Regions from separate parts of the Homo sapiens genome. Here region 2 is linked to region 1. Evidence: chromatin loops called from intact Hi-C (ENCODE). Cell type or tissue: testis. All regions are shown on one strand.

Evidence for each region. Peaks named below come from ENCODE experiments on the same cell type or tissue, not always from the same donor. Only the 100,000 strongest peaks of a DNase experiment are listed, where the experiment ranks them.
Region 2: it touches region 1 in a loop (4-fold over the local background); 82 of 110 quality-filtered maps call a loop at or near these places.

What each region holds. Positions count from the first base shown.
Region 1 is chr10:124,733,184-124,741,183 of GRCh38, forward strand. The region is part of intron 1 of FAM53B (family with sequence similarity 53 member B); the gene reads right to left. Among named protein-coding and RNA genes, the nearest start is that of FAM53B, 7.2 kb to the right of the region's middle. RefSeq lists enhancers at 1-224, 290-369. In testis, no CTCF peak of the experiment used is centred here; DNase peaks (open chromatin) are centred at 198, 3,438, 3,648, 7,715 and 1 weaker place; H3K27ac peaks cover 7,823 bases.
Region 2 is chr10:124,620,973-124,628,972 of GRCh38, forward strand. FAM53B (family with sequence similarity 53 member B) reads right to left here. Exons shown (of 5, transcript NM_014661.4): 5 at 1-2,632. The coding sequence ends at 2,270. Among named protein-coding and RNA genes, the nearest start is that of FAM53B-AS1, 79 kb to the right of the region's middle. RefSeq lists enhancers at 719-1,219, 4,096-5,051, 5,052-6,007, 6,008-6,963. In testis, no CTCF peak of the experiment used is centred here; DNase peaks (open chromatin) are centred at 847, 4,949 and 7,055; H3K27ac peaks cover 5,472 bases.

The sequences.
Region 1 (8,000 bases):
ACACCCCCCAAAGCTAAGATGGGCTGCTAACTGCAGTTCCGCCTCCACCTCTGCACAGGTTCAGTATTTTTCTTAATTCTCCTCTTCTGGGCCCAGGTCACATGCCACACAGTCAACGGGGCCTGGAATCTGGGCTGGCATCTGAGGGCGGTGGAGGCCTCAGGCGCACTGGCCGCCAAGAGTCAGGTGACTCAGGCCCGCCATTCTCGAGTGTCTGTGTCAGCAGCTTCCCCCTGCCTTTGAGAACACTAGTGAGAACAGGCTATGACAGAGCCCAGGGGGCACCGAAGCTCCCTCTTCCATCGCACCAACACGGTTAGGTGCCTGTTTTTCCCTTTAAAGAAAAAAAAAAGGTAGTTTTACACTGAATCAGACTGTTTCAACTCACACAACGCCAGAACTTTGACTTCTTTAGTTCCAGCGCAGCACAGACAAGAAGTTCTGGAAGCTCTTGGGAATCCCAAGGGCGCCTGCTAAATGCGAGAGTTTTGTCTAAAAATAAACAAAGACCACATCACTCTGGCCAAGGCGGCACTTGATGAAAATTCTCAGAGGCTAGTCTCATGCTTCTCCAGGAAGGTCACTCCAAGGTCAAAAGGCTGGGCCCCTGGGCAGTGTCACCCCGAAGGTGGGCTTTCTCCCAGCCCTTCGCCCTTCCCTTTACTGCCATCCTGACCTAGATCAGCTCCGCTCCCCTCTGAAATCTACACTCGTCTCACTCAGGCTCCAGGTCTCCCAGATTCCCTGACACAGTCCCATGGTGCTGTGACTGGGGACACCTGCTCTCCTGGTCTCGAATGTCTCCTCCTCCCCGTTCTTCATCTGTCTAAACTCCTGCTCATTCTTCAAGACTCAGGTCAGCTGTCACCCCCTCCAGGAAGCCTTCCCTGCCCTCCTCTCTTCAGCTCAGTTAGAGAGACTTTCTATGACTTCCAGAGGACGGTGTAACTCACCAGTACCTTGTGTAAACACACTTTCATTCATTTATTACACTGTGTCTAGCACATAGTAGAACCTCAATAAAAACCTGCAGTCTGACTGTCCATAATACGAGCTATGAGCTCCCTAAAATCAGACATTCGGTAGATCCATCTCTGAATTCCTCAGGGCCTGACGACTTGTCTGACACACATAGTAGCTGTTACTCCACATTGATTGAACTGCACTGAGCCTGGGGGCCACCACCATGGCAGGTATGTTTTGTGCTCATCACAGGAACAGTGACACACCCAAGGAGGACACAGTGGGTGAGGATGACACGCTCCACCTGGCAGATGAGTTCTGTCACATCCATGAGACCAGAGGCAGCCGAGACACCTCAGAGACCTCCCTTATGCAGCCCTCGCTCACAAAGCTTCAGGATCTCATTGTCCTAGCAGGTCTGCTTCAAGGCCACCCATGCCCAGCCACCTTGGTGGGTCCTCTGGAAAGGACGCTCTAGGGCCAGCACCAGAGGGGAGGGGCTGTCACAGTCTGGAGTCAGGGCCCCCTCCCAGAACCTAGTGAACAGCATGAGTCTTCACACTCCATACAAAGGGGTGTCCCTCAAAGCTACCCAAAGTGCAGCAGGAAATCTCATGAGTCAAGACTGTCCATCCTGTTCACCCCACAGGATGCCAGCCAGCCCCAGACTCATGAGGCGCGATGCTCACCAGACCCAGGGAATAGGCGTGTCAGGAGTCAGAGGCCTGCACCAACAGAAGCCAAGCGGCACAGCCTGGACCCTTCCCTCTGTCCTCCAAGCCAAGGGCTCCTTTCAAAGCTTCAGCAAGCTTAGATGAGCTCTTGCTCCTGCAGACTGAGGTCAGGTTCAGGTGGCAAAGGGATCTAGAAGCAGCCGGAATCACACCGCAGGCCGAGCTGGGGGCAGGCGCTCCAGCTGCAACCACATAACCCGCACCCGGAAGACGCTGACTCCAGGTGTCCAAGGCAGCTCCCCCAACGTGAGAGGAAGAACAAAAAACAAAGATGCCCACTGCAAAGCACCTAAAGAGAATCCAGAAGGTGGTAAGTGGGCCCCTCACTCTCAGTCTAGGTAGGTATGCAGCCATTAATTCCTTGGTTTCCAAAGAATTCATTCACAGAAGTGTCGGTGGCAGCAGAGCCAAGACGGTGAGGCCACATCATGACCCATACATGCATTTAACGTTCTATGCTTAGGAGCAAAAGTAAATCACTTTTGGTAAAAAAAGATTTCGTTTCCTAGAGAGAAAACTTAGATTTCACCAGTCTCAACTCTTGGTAACAGACACACTGCAAACTAAACTGTAATGCATACTTTCAACTTTTCCTCCCGAAAAAAACCCTACGCTATCTGAGAGAGGAAGATGCTGGAGGAGAAAAGGCTCTATCCGCCCCAGCCTGACCCGTCCAGCCAAGCCCAACTCCAGTTGAAGTCCCCTCTGCTCTGTCCTGTATCTTGTCATCACTGACTGACCTCCTCAGGGCAACCTGCCTGACTCATGTCCTTCCAGCCTCCCTTCAGTCCTCGCAACAGCACGCGCTTGCCACAGGCTGCGTGAGATACTCACTAATGTCTGGTGGGCTCTAAGTGTCCTCAGGTGTGGTCTCACTCAGGGCCCCGAACCTATGGGCTGGCTGGGGGTGCTGTCAGCACTGCCATACTCCAGAAGAAGGAATGGGGGCCAGAGAGACAGTCGCCTGCTCAAAGGCACATGGCATGGCGGGCAAAGGGCAGACCTAGGATTTGAACCCAGGCTTCTGATTCCAAAGCTGAATGCTACTTTTGCCCTCGATGATACAGAATTGGGTTTCACCTAGACTCTGCCCAAAGTTCCTCTGTGACGCCAAACAGTCCCATTCTTCCTGCAGCCACAAGAAGCACCTAGGTGGCATGCAGCCGACCATGGGCTTTGCAGCAGAACCCCTGCCTGCCCAGTCACACTCATCTCCTACCTGGCACTGCTCTGCAAGGCACTACGCCCATTGCAAGGGGCTTCTCAAACAAGCTCTAAACTGATCTTCCTAAAAACGCTGGGTGGCAGGACCAGCAAGGTGAGAAATCAGAGGCCCAGTGAGGGTTACAGGGCAAATTAGGTCCAGCAAGTAGGCAGTCTGTGCCCACTACCTTCCAGCCAGGAAACTGAATCGTTTGACTGCCAAAGGGATTACAGGGGAGAGCGGTTCCTACGGCCCGGTCCCCAGGATCATGCCACAGAGGGGCTTCCCCGCATCCTGCACTCCTTCTGGAGACTCAAAACCACAGACCTCTTTTCCCCCGGGCTCAGGAGCCAGGCTCCTTCTCCTCACCCAGATCATGGAGACACCCAGCTGCAGAGAACTTAGTCTTTCCACTTCCAAACATGCAGAGAAGCTGCTCCCAGCCAGCGGACAGAACCTCCCTCTGCTCCCAGGCCCATGGCCAAGGCCAATGCCAGAGCAAGGGGAATTCCAGGCAGGGCCGAGGCCTCTCCCAGCTGGGCTTTGTCTGTCAGGGTGCTTCAGGCTTCAGCCAGAGGGCAGCCTGGGAGGGAGGGTGGCCTCCACGGGGTGGGGGCAGGCAGCAGCAACTGGAACCTGCATAAGCCGCCTCTCCTGCACAAGGCACAGTCCAGCTGCCAGGACACACAGCGGCCCCAGACAGGACCTGTACAAACCCAGCTATCCAGGAGCTCGAGGGCCCACCCACGCCCCCTCCTAGAAGCTGCAGCATGGCACCCAGGCAGGAGTTGCCAGGGAACGCCCACTGGGCAATGCACGTGTCTTACAGCAGGAACTCTCCTCCCCTGGTGAGCACTGGATGGAAAAGCAGCAGGGTGTGGTAGAAAGAATACAGGGCTGAGGTCAGCTGGGCCAAGTTCAAATCCCAACCTGGGGTGAGTGATTTCTGCAGGCAGCATGTCTTCAGCAATGAAATCGGGCTAGTCCCTGAGCCACAGGTTGTGCTGAGGATTAAATGAACTAATGAAGCAAAGTGCCCGGCTCCACACTGGACACCCAGCAGATGTCCAATCAATGTCTGCTAAATGAATGTGGAAATTGCAGCCCTGAGAAAAATAGCAATTCTCCTCTTCTCCCTTCACTCGGCCCAAACCCAACTCCCCACAGGGGGAAGAGCCCTTATTCACTACTCACCACCACCACAACACAGCCGGGCAGACTGACACACTTTTGGCAAAGAGGCCAAAACCTTTTTCAGCAAGCTCACCTTTACAAGGTTTCAGCACCTTCCATTGGGACTGGGGGGTGGGGACGGGGGATGGGTAGCATGTTTCACTTGGCTAATGAACTCTGTGAGCAATGATCAAGTTCACCTGCTGGTCTACGCTAAAGCAGGCTGTCTTGCAAGCAGGAATTAAGGTTCCACGTCATGAGAACACAGCAGTAGGGCAGGGACTCAGGAGACAGAGTCTGCACCTTTGACAACTGGCTACGGGACCCTGGGAGAGTCACCTCACCTCTTAAGGATCGGACTTCTCTTCCAGAAGGTTACATCAGCAGGCCCAAGAAGCTCTCACTCTCCAAGCCCCCTGGCCATTCTAAACACAATTCTATGAAATGTAATCCTGAGTATGTTCACAGGAAGACAGGCTCTGAGCTGACAGAGTGACATTCACTGCAAACCTGGGTGAAAAAGACTCACCACTCACTGGGAGTTGCCAGGATATGCCCTGGAACCTAACTGCATCTTTCCTCCCCTGAGCCCCAGGGGCACACGGTATGCCAAATCCCCAGAAAGAACAAGACCACTAGGACTGTGGGGAGGCAGGGCCTGCATGAGAACTGCCCTGAAACCACAGCCTGAGTAAAATCTGCCCCCTTCAATCTGGAAAGAAGGTGGTTCAAAGGGACTGTGCTGAATCTTGGCCCAGCAGAAACAGAAATGACCTCGATGATGCCCACAGCAGACACTTCCCCTAGGGATGGGTGCCCTTCAGATGCCACTTCACCAAGACAGAGCAGCAGCAGCAGCAGCAGCAAATGCCAATAGGTTTGCTCCGCTCCCGAATACGAAAGCCCCCAATCTCCTGCTAAGGAATAGGGAAACTAAGGAACCGACCCGTAGGTATGCATGGGGTCTATTACAGCCCTCACTCCTCAGTCTTGGATGCACAAGAGAATCGACTCAGGAACTTTAAAGATACCAATGCTGGGTTGCTGCCCCCCTCTCCAAGATTGTGATGTAATTGGGCCTGAATGCAGCCTGGGCATCTGGATTTTTTTTTTTTTCCAACCTTCCCAGGTGACTCTAATGTGCAGCCAATATTCAGAACCATTACTTTACTCTAGCTTCTAGAAGTTCAGAGCACAGGGGCCCCAGCACGCTCCTACAAACTCTTCAGGGGCAGAAAGGACAGCATGCCTGGCCAGGCAGGCCTTGCTAGAGATGGGTCTCCTTATTCTTCCTTCAAAACACACGCACACTCACACCCCCCCGAGAAGCAACCTGCAAAGAACCATCTGTCTGAGACAGAATGCAGGGCCGCTGCCCAGCCCTGGCTGGGGCGTACCAAGTTCAGTCACACTGGAGGATATACAATTGTGTTCAGTTACTTGATTACTTTAGGCACGTAAACAAAATATGATATTGTACAGACCTGGAGTGGCAACCACCACATCATAATTTACTTTGAGACATCTGAATTACAAATGCAAAAAGAAAAAAAAGTTGGAAACACTTTTAAGAATCTCTCTGAATGGAAAATGGAATCTGAATAAATGGTGGTGTTTCCAGTGGGCTGCCAGGTTTACTTCCTGTTTCCCCCAGAAGGTCACTGGAAATGTTTTCTTGTGAATCTGCCTTTTCTGAGATTGAAGCAAAACATCTCAGCCTCCCAAACTATGGCACTCACTGCCTTTGGTCCTACAGTACATACAGATTCCAATCACTCCAAAAAACAAAAAAAAAAAAACAAAAAACAAAAAAACACACAGCCATAGCAGAGGGGAGAGGAGGGGAAAAGGCAGTTAAAAGTTCTAGGTTTCTCTGTGGTGTTAACAAGACTAAACAAAATTTCTGCTTTGAGATAAAACAGAACCCAGTGCCTCTATCATATGAACACACAGCAGGGCATATGGAAAGCAACCAGGCTCTGAAGGAATAGAGCTCCTTCCTGGCTTTCTGCCTTCCGGCTATGTGGCCTTGGGCCAGTTACTTGGCCTCTCTGAGCCTCAGCTGTAACTGCAGGTTTGCTTTGAGAATTAGAGAGTGTATACAAAGCCCAGGGCCCAGGGTGGGCCTTCAACAACCAGTGGGTGCTGCCATTATTCTTTGAACAATCTGCACCCATTTCAGCTAAATCCTTGGGAATCATATTATACTAGCGCAGGGGAAGAATCTGTTTCTTTGTTTAACAAGAGAACAAAAAGAGTGAGTGGAGAAGTCAGGAGTTAGCCTGCCACTGCGTTCTGAGGTCAAATGGGCTGTTTACGAACATGATTTGCTTTCACCCTCCTGAGACTGGCACCGTGAAAAAAGTCCTTCCCGAGACTTACAGATGCCCAAGAGGCAATGTGGTCTCCATGATAGTCCAGCGTGGTCTGGCCAAGCTGTCCCCCATCCCCCATGCAAAAGCCAGCTTCCCCGTGCAGCCCCCACAGCAGGAGAGACGGAGAACCATTAAAGCGGGGGTGCCTGTCACACTCCTCTGTAACCCCTGACGTGATGTGAAATTCTACAAGGTAGACCCTTTGAAATGCAAAATCTTCCAGAGTCCTTCAAACGTGTTTTTATTTTCTCGGGTTCCTAAGGCTGCTTTCAGATCCACCCATCAGCATTTCCCCCTCTCAATCAACCCACATTTAACAAAAAAACAAACAAACAAAAAAAACGACAAGAAAAACCCAAGGACGTCTCTATTTTTCAGAAAAGCTCAAGTATCTCCAATCACTGTGAGGGGAAAGAAAATAAAATCTTCAGCTCCAGCCTCCTCGCATCACTCCAAGACACCCAGAAGCCAAGTTTCCTCTGGAAGATTTCCTCCCATCCTAGCCAGCACAGCACTCTGTTGCTCAGGATCTCAGAGAACTTTCTTAGATAAGAATCCGAGTTCTCCCTGACCTAAGTTCGGTGAGGTTAAGACAGGCACCACCAAAACCACAACCCGCAATACACGAAGCCCAAATCTTGCCCCAAAACGCTGTGCACAGGAGGTTTGGATTAAGCATCAAAGAAGTTACCTTAAAACAAAGTTGTTTGGCAAAGAAAAATACTTCACTGTAAGAAGAACCCTAGGGAACGGTAAATTGCTTTTGAATATGGACTTTTCAGTGGCGCAGTCATTAATCATGTTAATGTAAACTGCGCTACAACAAAAATTTTCTAAGCAAGTCTCAGGGTACATCAGCATATCTAAGCCTCTGGGTTTGTTTCCAAAGTTCACATCCAGGCAGGCAATGAAACTGCTGTTAATGGGGTCAGCTATTACAGTGCCGTCCCCAACCTTGAGCCATAATAAAGGTGACTCAGCCATCCAGAAAAAACCCTCAAACTTAGGCAGGAAACAAACAAATTAATCAGAGAAAGAGAGTCAATGATTTTTGGAAAGTGTATCCGTTGGACAAGTTTAAACAGAAACTCTCCCTGGATGATCAGACTGACATTTCAGAAAGGAGTTGAGGGAGAACAATCAACACTCCTCCCAGCACCCAAGTCCCCTGGCCAGACCCTGTTTTGTGGCGTGGAGGGGAGGGTAGCAGCCGGACGAGGCAAGGAGGAGGAGAGTCCAGCAGAGCTAAGCTTCGCTGAGCCCCGCCAGCTCCGGCCATGTGCTTTGTGTTGGCAACGAACCGGTTCTTTCAAAAGAGGAAGAGTCTGACAAAAAGGACAGCTGCAGCAAAGCAGAAGCTGAGGGTAAAAACCTCTCCAAAGCCCTGAGCTCGGGATTCTCCCCTAAAGTTAAATCAAAACACCACTGGGGTTTGCAAGGACTAGTTCATCTATTAGTCTTCCCCTTGCTGGATCAATTAAAGAGAGTCCCTCCACATCTGGTTTCCATCGAAAACCGAAACTTGTATTATCAGCATATTACATAACAAAT
Region 2 (8,000 bases), 110 kb before region 1:
CCCTTCCTGCCACCAGGCCTGAATGGGGAGGTGGCAGGCAAGGTTTGAGGGCAGGTCACCCACACCCCAGTCCCACGACATATACCTGTCACCATGTGCCTCCCACCCCAGCCCTAAGCAAAGGTAGCTGGGGGCTGCTGCATGCCTCAGCCTCAGCTGGCACCGTCCACCTCCCTCACTGCCTCTGCCTTCCACAGGAAGGCCTGCTATAGAGGCTGTGTGCCCTCGGCCACACCGGGCATGTGGTGCCAGGACCCCCCACGCCCAGTGGTACTCCGGGGGCAAGACATGGCCATGTGCTCTCCACATTCACCCAACAACTGCCCTGGCCGCCTCCACATTTGCTCTAAGAAGACATGGTCTCCATGACCCCCAGGCAGGGACAGGCCAAGATGTCTCTGTCTGCTCAGAGCCACCAGCTCTTGGGTTCGGCTGTCCGGGATCACAAGTAGACATGCCTCCGGCAGGAGCTACAGCAACCAGAGGTGAGCTGGTTCCCCGGCTCTGGGACCTGCCCAGTGCCCGGCATACCCCATGTGTCAGCCACCTGAGCTAGCAACACCATCTCTCAGGGCTGTGGGGCTGGGGGCTTTCTGCCAGCTCCTTAAAGCTGATTTTTAAGAAGTGCCACCCACATATTGGGAACTTGAACCACCATCCTTTTGATGTAGTAAAAAAATAAGATTTAAACAACGTTTCCCAAAAAGCATCTTTCTTGAGGAGAAAGAAGGTGAGAAGCATCTGGACTCAACCTGCAGAAGCGAGGCGTTCACTCGTCCATGAAGACGAGCAAAAGCAAAGTGACTACAAAAGTGCTTTGAACGCGCGTGTCAGCCAACACAAGGGAGCGCACCAGTTATTTTTAGCCTTATGGGAAAATGAGCCACTTGCTCCTAAGCCAGCCCAATTGCTATTGTTTGCAGAAGACGCCACATTCGCTAAAAGCCAGATTCCCATAGAGCAGAGCCCATGTGGTGGTGTCTGCAAGGCAGCCGGAGAGGAGCTACAAACCTTGAGAGGAGAGCAAACCCTCAGGGGGCTAGGCTCCTCGGATGCCCCAGGGTGAGGAGCCAGGGTGGGGTAGGGGCAGGGAGCATGAATCCAGCTTTGTGCCGGTGGCTGGGCCTACAACAGAGATGCAGCCCTCAGGACTGGGCTCCCCCTAAGCTGACAAGGGCGTGGGCTTGTCTTGAGGTGGGTGATGTGCCCTGGTTACAGCCAGCAGTCCTCAAGGACAAACGGGAGGTGCCTGGAATCCTGCAGGGGCCCCTGCAGAGTGGCCAGCGGACGCCCTTCACCCCTGAGTGCGCATAGGGCCCTCATCTGCCCACCTGCTCGCAGCTCCCGTCTCCCGAGGCCGTTTTCAAGAGGCTGCCCTGGTATCGTGCCATCCCTACACTCACCGGAACCAACCATGCTTATCACTCAGTGACCTGTCAGCCACAGAGAAGGGCTGCCATCTGCTAACCCTGCCCCAACGGTGGCAGAGCCATGGGGTCAGCCTCTCCATGCTGTAGGAGAGGCAAGCAAGTCCGTCTTTTCAGCCAACAGATCCACCAAATTTCTACCCAACACGGGAGGCCCTAACAAGCACCCTCCAAATCGTTCCTTGGGCCCGAGACTCCGGACATGGCTTACCCTCTGGAGGGCCAGTCCAGCACCCCAGGGATTCTGTCTCTCACATTGGAATTAAGGCCAAATGGTTCTGGTGTTACAGAAGGAAGCATCTCCCGAACCTTCCCAAGCCTGAAGCAGGGAGACCTGGGAGAGAAGGCACGGAGTAAAACTGAGTGAAAGAAGCTGCGGGGCCGACTCCCCAGAAGTGAACCTGAGTGAGGCCAAGAAGGGCCCTGACATAGCAGATGGCCCCTGGCCCCCACCCCAGGCCCTCCCTGACAGCCCCCACCACCAGGGGGATACAGAGCGGTGCCCAGCTCTGCCGGGGACAACAGAGACTGCCCAACATCCCACAGGGAAAGAGGCAGAAAAGACGCAAACTTCAAAGCTGTCCTCTGGGCTGCAGTAGTTCTGTGGACCTGGTGGCTGCCACGCTCGGGGAGCCGGTGAGAGGCTGACACACCCGCTGTATGACGCGGCCAGGCCAGGCTCTCCCCCAGGCAGCAGGTGGGCTCCCTCTCTGGGACCCGACACCACTCAGGAAGCTTTCATCAGGCCCACGAGTTGGGCTCCCCTTCAAGGGCCCACCTAGTGCCCAGAGTGGGGGCTGTCGATGCCAGCACACCCCAGCCCTGCCTGGGCCCACACCCCCTCAGTTCTTCTCTATCTGCTCAATGTCCAACTCGCCGTCCAGGGAGCAGAGGCTGTTCCCAGGGGCCCCGCGGTCCCGCCAGGCTGCAGCCGGCTCCGCTCTCCTGCCACAATCCTCGTCCAGGGCGCAGCTGTCTGACTCCTCACAGGACAGGTCCTCCTGGCAGGCGAGGTGGTCGTCGAAGGAAGGGGGAAGAGGCTCAGGGACCGGGGTCCCAGCGGGGGTCCTGCCCCCTGGGCCGGAGGCTGAGAGCAGGGCGGTCCAGGCCCTGGTGTTGCTGACGTGGCGGGCGAAGGGGCTCTGGGGACCGCAGTCCTCTGTCCCTGCGCTCAGGCAGCTGAGGCTGCTGAAGGTCTGACAGTTCTGTGGAGGGGCAGACACACAGGTTACTAAGGGTTACTCCCCTCCCGCAGCCCCAGGACTGCACACCCCACAAAGCAACTAGACCACCAGGCTGTGGCAAGACCAATCAAGTCCCGGGTTCCTCCTATCCAGGCAAGGACGGGCCCATGAGCAACGTACTCATGAAGATGCACCTCCGGCCAATGAGCGCTCTGTGCTCATAAAGACACGCGCAATTCCACTATTCACCTACTAACTCGGCAAAGCACACAAATTTGATGCAGACCCAGTTCTGGGGGGCTGCGGTGAAACAGGAATGCTCCTAACACTTCGTCCACAGCCTTTCTGAAGCGCAACCTGGGGAAAATATATCCAATTCCTTGATCAGGTAATTTCACTACTTGGATTTTTATCTTAAGAAAACATTCTAAGATGTGTGTAAAAATTTGGCAACATACCGTTAAATGGAAAAGAAGAGAGTAACCCAAACACCCTACAATGGTGGTGAAATCAATGTTTTTCAAGCAGGGACCTCTATGCAAACATAACTGACGCGCCGCGATACTTCCCTTGAGAAGGGATCTGACTTGGAGGAAGCCCAGGCTGTAACTGCCCCACACAGGGCGACACGACGCCCGCTCTACCCACTCTCCACAACCAGAGCGGGAGCCGCAGGCTAGAAGGGGCCGAGCTGAAGTCCTGAGCCTGGTGTGTAACAGAGCCATGCAGGGAGCTGGGGAAACATGAGTTCTCGGCCTCACCTGGAGACACAGAGTCTCTAGAAGGGAGTGGTCCTGTGCCCTCCACAGGTGCTGGGGACTGGGAGGTCTGATCTGCTGAGGAGGGGCCAGGCTCCAGGTTCTGGTGCTCGCCAGCTGGGGGCCTCATCTGGAAGAGGTGCATGATGCTCCCTGCCTGCCTTGCTGGGCCCTTTGAGGCCCCAGAGAGAGAGTAGGCTGCGCAGAAGCTTCTCCGCTCACCAAGTGTGCTCCCTCTGTGTGCTCCCAGGCACCAAGTGTGCTCCCAGGCTGGCCTGGGGCAGGAGGCAGCCTGGGGCCTGCCCGAGCGGCAGGCAGAGCTTGAACAGGATTTCAAGGGTACGCAGGCCAGTTCTGCTTGGCGTCAGCTGCCAGCGATGGGGGTAGGGCTGACACTGTGCACAAGTGGGTGCAGTTCAACACCTGCTCCCAGGGCAGAGCACAAAATCCAGCCTTCTCCTCAGAATGATGCACATGCCACAGACAGGACAGAGGCTGAGACAGTGAGGGGCACTCCCGGCGCAGTCCTGGATATCCCCAACCGGACTGCAGCAACGAGGTCGAATAGCAGAGGGGAGCGAGGGAAGAGCTGCGCACAGAGGGCAGGGGGGAATTCCAGCCTTTAGTTTCTTCCCAGCAGATGGGTGGGGACTGGGGAAGCAAAGCAGGGCCTTGGAGCACCCGCCGCCTCCCTCGCCGCACGCCTGCTGACGCCAAGACCACAGACCTGTCCCGAGGGCCTGATTCTTTCAAAGGCTGCAGTGTTTGTGTGTCTCTTTGAAATACAGGTGATCACTGGCTGTCACAGCCAACAAGCTGTTGAACCAGCCTCAGCGGATGGGAAATAAAAGGCGCTCTCTCTGGAGGAAGGTATATGTGCCTGCCATGGGCACGCTCATTGTTCCTGAACACTCGGTGGAGGAAGCCGTTCTGATGGGTTTGCTTTTTTTGGAATCTTTTGATTAACTGAGAAAGGTGAAGGCTGAGGTGTTGGGGGGAGCTCTGCACGGGAACTCAGGAGAGTGGCAGGGGCACCCATTAGACTGGAGATGCTGGCCCCCCAAGGAGCCACAGGTCCACCCTCTGGGCCATGGTGGGATTCGATGCAGCCCGGTGGTGTGCACACAGCACAATCCCCTCACCACGGCAGAGAGCTGGAGACGGCGACCCCTGCACAACAGCCCCAGGTTCCTCACCGGCTCCTGGCCAGGCCTGGACGATGGATCGGCAACCAGGATCCTCGCCTGCCCCTGGCCAGGCCTGGGCGATGGACCAGCAGCTCCCAAAGCGAACCTGCCGCTTGTGAGGTGGAAGCCCCAGTGCTTTCGAGGGGAGGGTCTCTGAGGCTCCTCCTGCTTCTCAGCCACCCTCTTGACTGGCCTAGACCTGAGCCAGGACAGAAGGAGAACTGAGTAGGGGGCACAAAACAGGGGCAAGATGGCCCAGCCTGGGTGGCCTCAGCCGTGTGTCCCGGGCTCTGCTGAGCCAGGCTGCCCCGACAGAGGAGGCCTAGGGTGAGGCCAGGATGCGTCAGGGCCTGAGGTCCCCGGGGAGCCTGACCCACCTTCTCCTGACCCTGGCTGAGCAGCCTGTTTCTTGGCCTGTAGAGCAGCCACGGTGTGTAAGGATAAATAATCATGTCCAGTCAAGGCCAGAGCAGCCCGGATGACATGCTGTGAACAGGTTCTAGGTGGGTGACAGGGCACTGAGGCCGACTGCCTTGGGTGTCAGCCACATCTGTTGAGATGCGTGTGCCTGACGCCCGAACGCGTGCCAGCGTTTTCTGCGAGCTGTCATGTGAGGGGCCTGGGGCGTGGCCTGCTGCGAGTGTTTTCTGTGGCCTCGCACGTGAACGCAGCAGGAGCGCAGCCTGCGCAATCGGACAGACGCCGCACAGCGCTTGTCTGTGCTCACCCTCTCGGTCCTGCTCGGAGCTTCCCACTGACCTCCTCTGGCATAAGGCGCAGGTAGCGGGGGTGCCTAACTTATGGCCACCATGATTGTGTGGGTCTCGGCACTAACCGTGGTGCTACGGTCGAAATTTGTGCCCCCCCCCCCCCCACCATTCCTCAGTGCAAAAGGTGGGGCCTCTGGGAGGTGATGAGGTCATGTAGGGGCCTTCACAGATGGGATGAGGGCCCATAACAGAGACTGGAGGGAGCGCAGGTGCCTCTCCAGCCAGACAAGGATGTGAGAAAGTGCCAACTATGAAGAGCAGGCCCTCACAAGACCCCGATCCTGTTGGCACCTGGATCTTGGACTTCCCAGCTTCTAACTAAGAAATACATTTCTGCGGTTTATACGTTCCCCAGTCTAAGGCATCTTTGTCACAGCAGCCCAAACAAAGTAAGACACTTTATGCATTAGCCATAGCCAGGCACGGGCACTGGAGACCCATTAGCTAGACCTTTCACAGACGTGTGGCTTTTGCCTCACTGCGCCCTGGAAGGGGCTGAGGTCAGACAGGCAATACAGAGGCAGACTCCATCCACATGGGCATCACGGCGCCAGGCAACTCTTCCACCTCTGGGCTGCAGCCAGCCTGCCTGCCGAGTCAGGGTGTTCAGGGCTATCTGGACTAATTGGGCCCTTTCTGCTGTGAAGCAGGGGGAGTCTACAAGGAAGGGCTGGTGAATCTCGTCACAAGCAAACCCCAGAATGCCACTGAGTCTCCAGTATTCTTCAAATATACCTGCTTCCTGGCCACAAAGCCAGCGAAACCTTGAGAATTCCGTTGACTCAAAACAGCCATTTCAGCCACAGTAAAAGAAAGCCAAGAACCACCCACTGTTTGCCCCAGCTGGTGGCGAGCCCCACCTGTCAGGAAGGAATGTGACTGCCACAATGGGGCGGTGTGTGTTCTGCCCAGAGCCCCATCCCTCGTGAGCAACCCCCATGCAGACACCCAGGGTGTGCCACACCCAGGCCCTGCAGCTGCCCTGTGCCCTCCATGCCCCGGGGCAAGGTCCCGCCCCAGAGTCTCCTAGCAGCTCTAGCTACCCCATGGAAGAACACTGCACAGGCAAGTTGGAAGCCTGGAGGCCTGTGTGCCCTCAAAAATGTCTGCAAAAAGCCGCAAAATGGCTAAGTTCAAAGTGCTGCATGAACACATTATTCCAAGGTGAAAGTGCTGCTCCAGGACCAACTGTCCCCCAGCCCGTCGACTTCTGCTCTCTTGACATCCAGCCCCAGCCCTGGGCTGGGCCACCTACTCTGGAACAGGCCTGCCCAGGTAAAAAGCTCAGTGGGAACTGTCCCTATGGCCTCAGGCTAGTGGCCAGGGACATGGATCAAGACCTACTCCTAGAGTCTGCAAAAGGCAGACCACAGCAGCCTGCTAGAGAGGCAACTTTGGGATGGAGGCCCTGCCTTTTCCATCAGACCCCCTAGACCTCAGCTCTAGCCACCAAAGAGGCCCTGGCCATTCCCGCTGGCCCCAGCTGGGGTTTCCTGCTCAGCCTGCCCCAGCCGGCCTCCCTAGGGCTTCCCAGCTTGGAGCAATGACCCCTCTTCTGCAGGGCTGTTCTGTGCAGATATTTATTCCCATACTTTCTCCTGAGTCCACGGGGATACAGACAAAGGTGGCCTGGTCCTTGCCTTCTAGGTACAAGCTGAAATACAGACCTGCCTCAGGAAACTCATCAACTCAACATATCAGCTCTGTACTGCTGCCAGGCAGACTGCTACTCACTCCGTCCAGCCTCAGCCCAACAAGCTCATTCCCTCTCCCAGGTGCTGCTGTTCCTGGGCCAGCAGGGTGAACACGTAATAGAGACGCTAGAAACATCTCCTGAGCTGAACTAAACCACATGTTTTATCAGTAGTGACCCAGAACCCACTCTGGGCTCCGAAGGGCAAGGCCTGGGGAGTGGAGGGGGAAACAGCCCCAGCATTTGTCTAGGGACTGCTGTCCCTAGAACTCATGAGCTACGGCCCCACATGCAGGAGTGGGCATCCGGTGACAAAGACAAAGCTGGCTGGTCAGGTGATATGTCTGGGAGCAGATAGTGACCACTCCCCTTTGTCCCGGTTGCCTCCTCCGAAGGAGGCTGCGGTATTCTCACCCCCTGGGCCCTGGCTCTCCACTGAACCTGGAGGGTTCCGGAGAGGAGAGTGGGAAACTAGACTCTGCAGCTGGAGGCACTGAGATCCTCCACTGGCCAAGTGGCCTCACTTCCCGTTTCCTCCCCTGGGAAGCAGAACTGCTGTCTCTGGCCAGGCTGCTTCACAGGGCCACTGCAAGGATCCTAAGAGGAAAGCCAGGCTGCTGGTGTCCCACCTGGAGTCCCAAACCCACAGCAGTGCCCACTCTCCACTGCTGTGAGTGTTGGCTCTGACAGTTCATGGCTGCCCCTTCCGGAACTACTCTGGGCTGGGAGATCTAGGATAGGAAGGAGGTTACCCTTTCCCTTTGGGGTCACCCCCAGCCAATGACCAACAGGTGCAGGGACAGGAGCTGTCCCTCCTCTTGGGCGGGATCAAGTCCCACGTGCTAGTCACACTTCGCAGCTCCCAAAGCACCAGGCTGAGAAGCGACTTCAGCTGAGCCCACCTCTTTCCTGGGCCTCTGCAGTTCATGGGCTTCCCTCGCCTCCCTGAAGGTTCTTGCTGGGAGCATCCCTCTCTGTGTC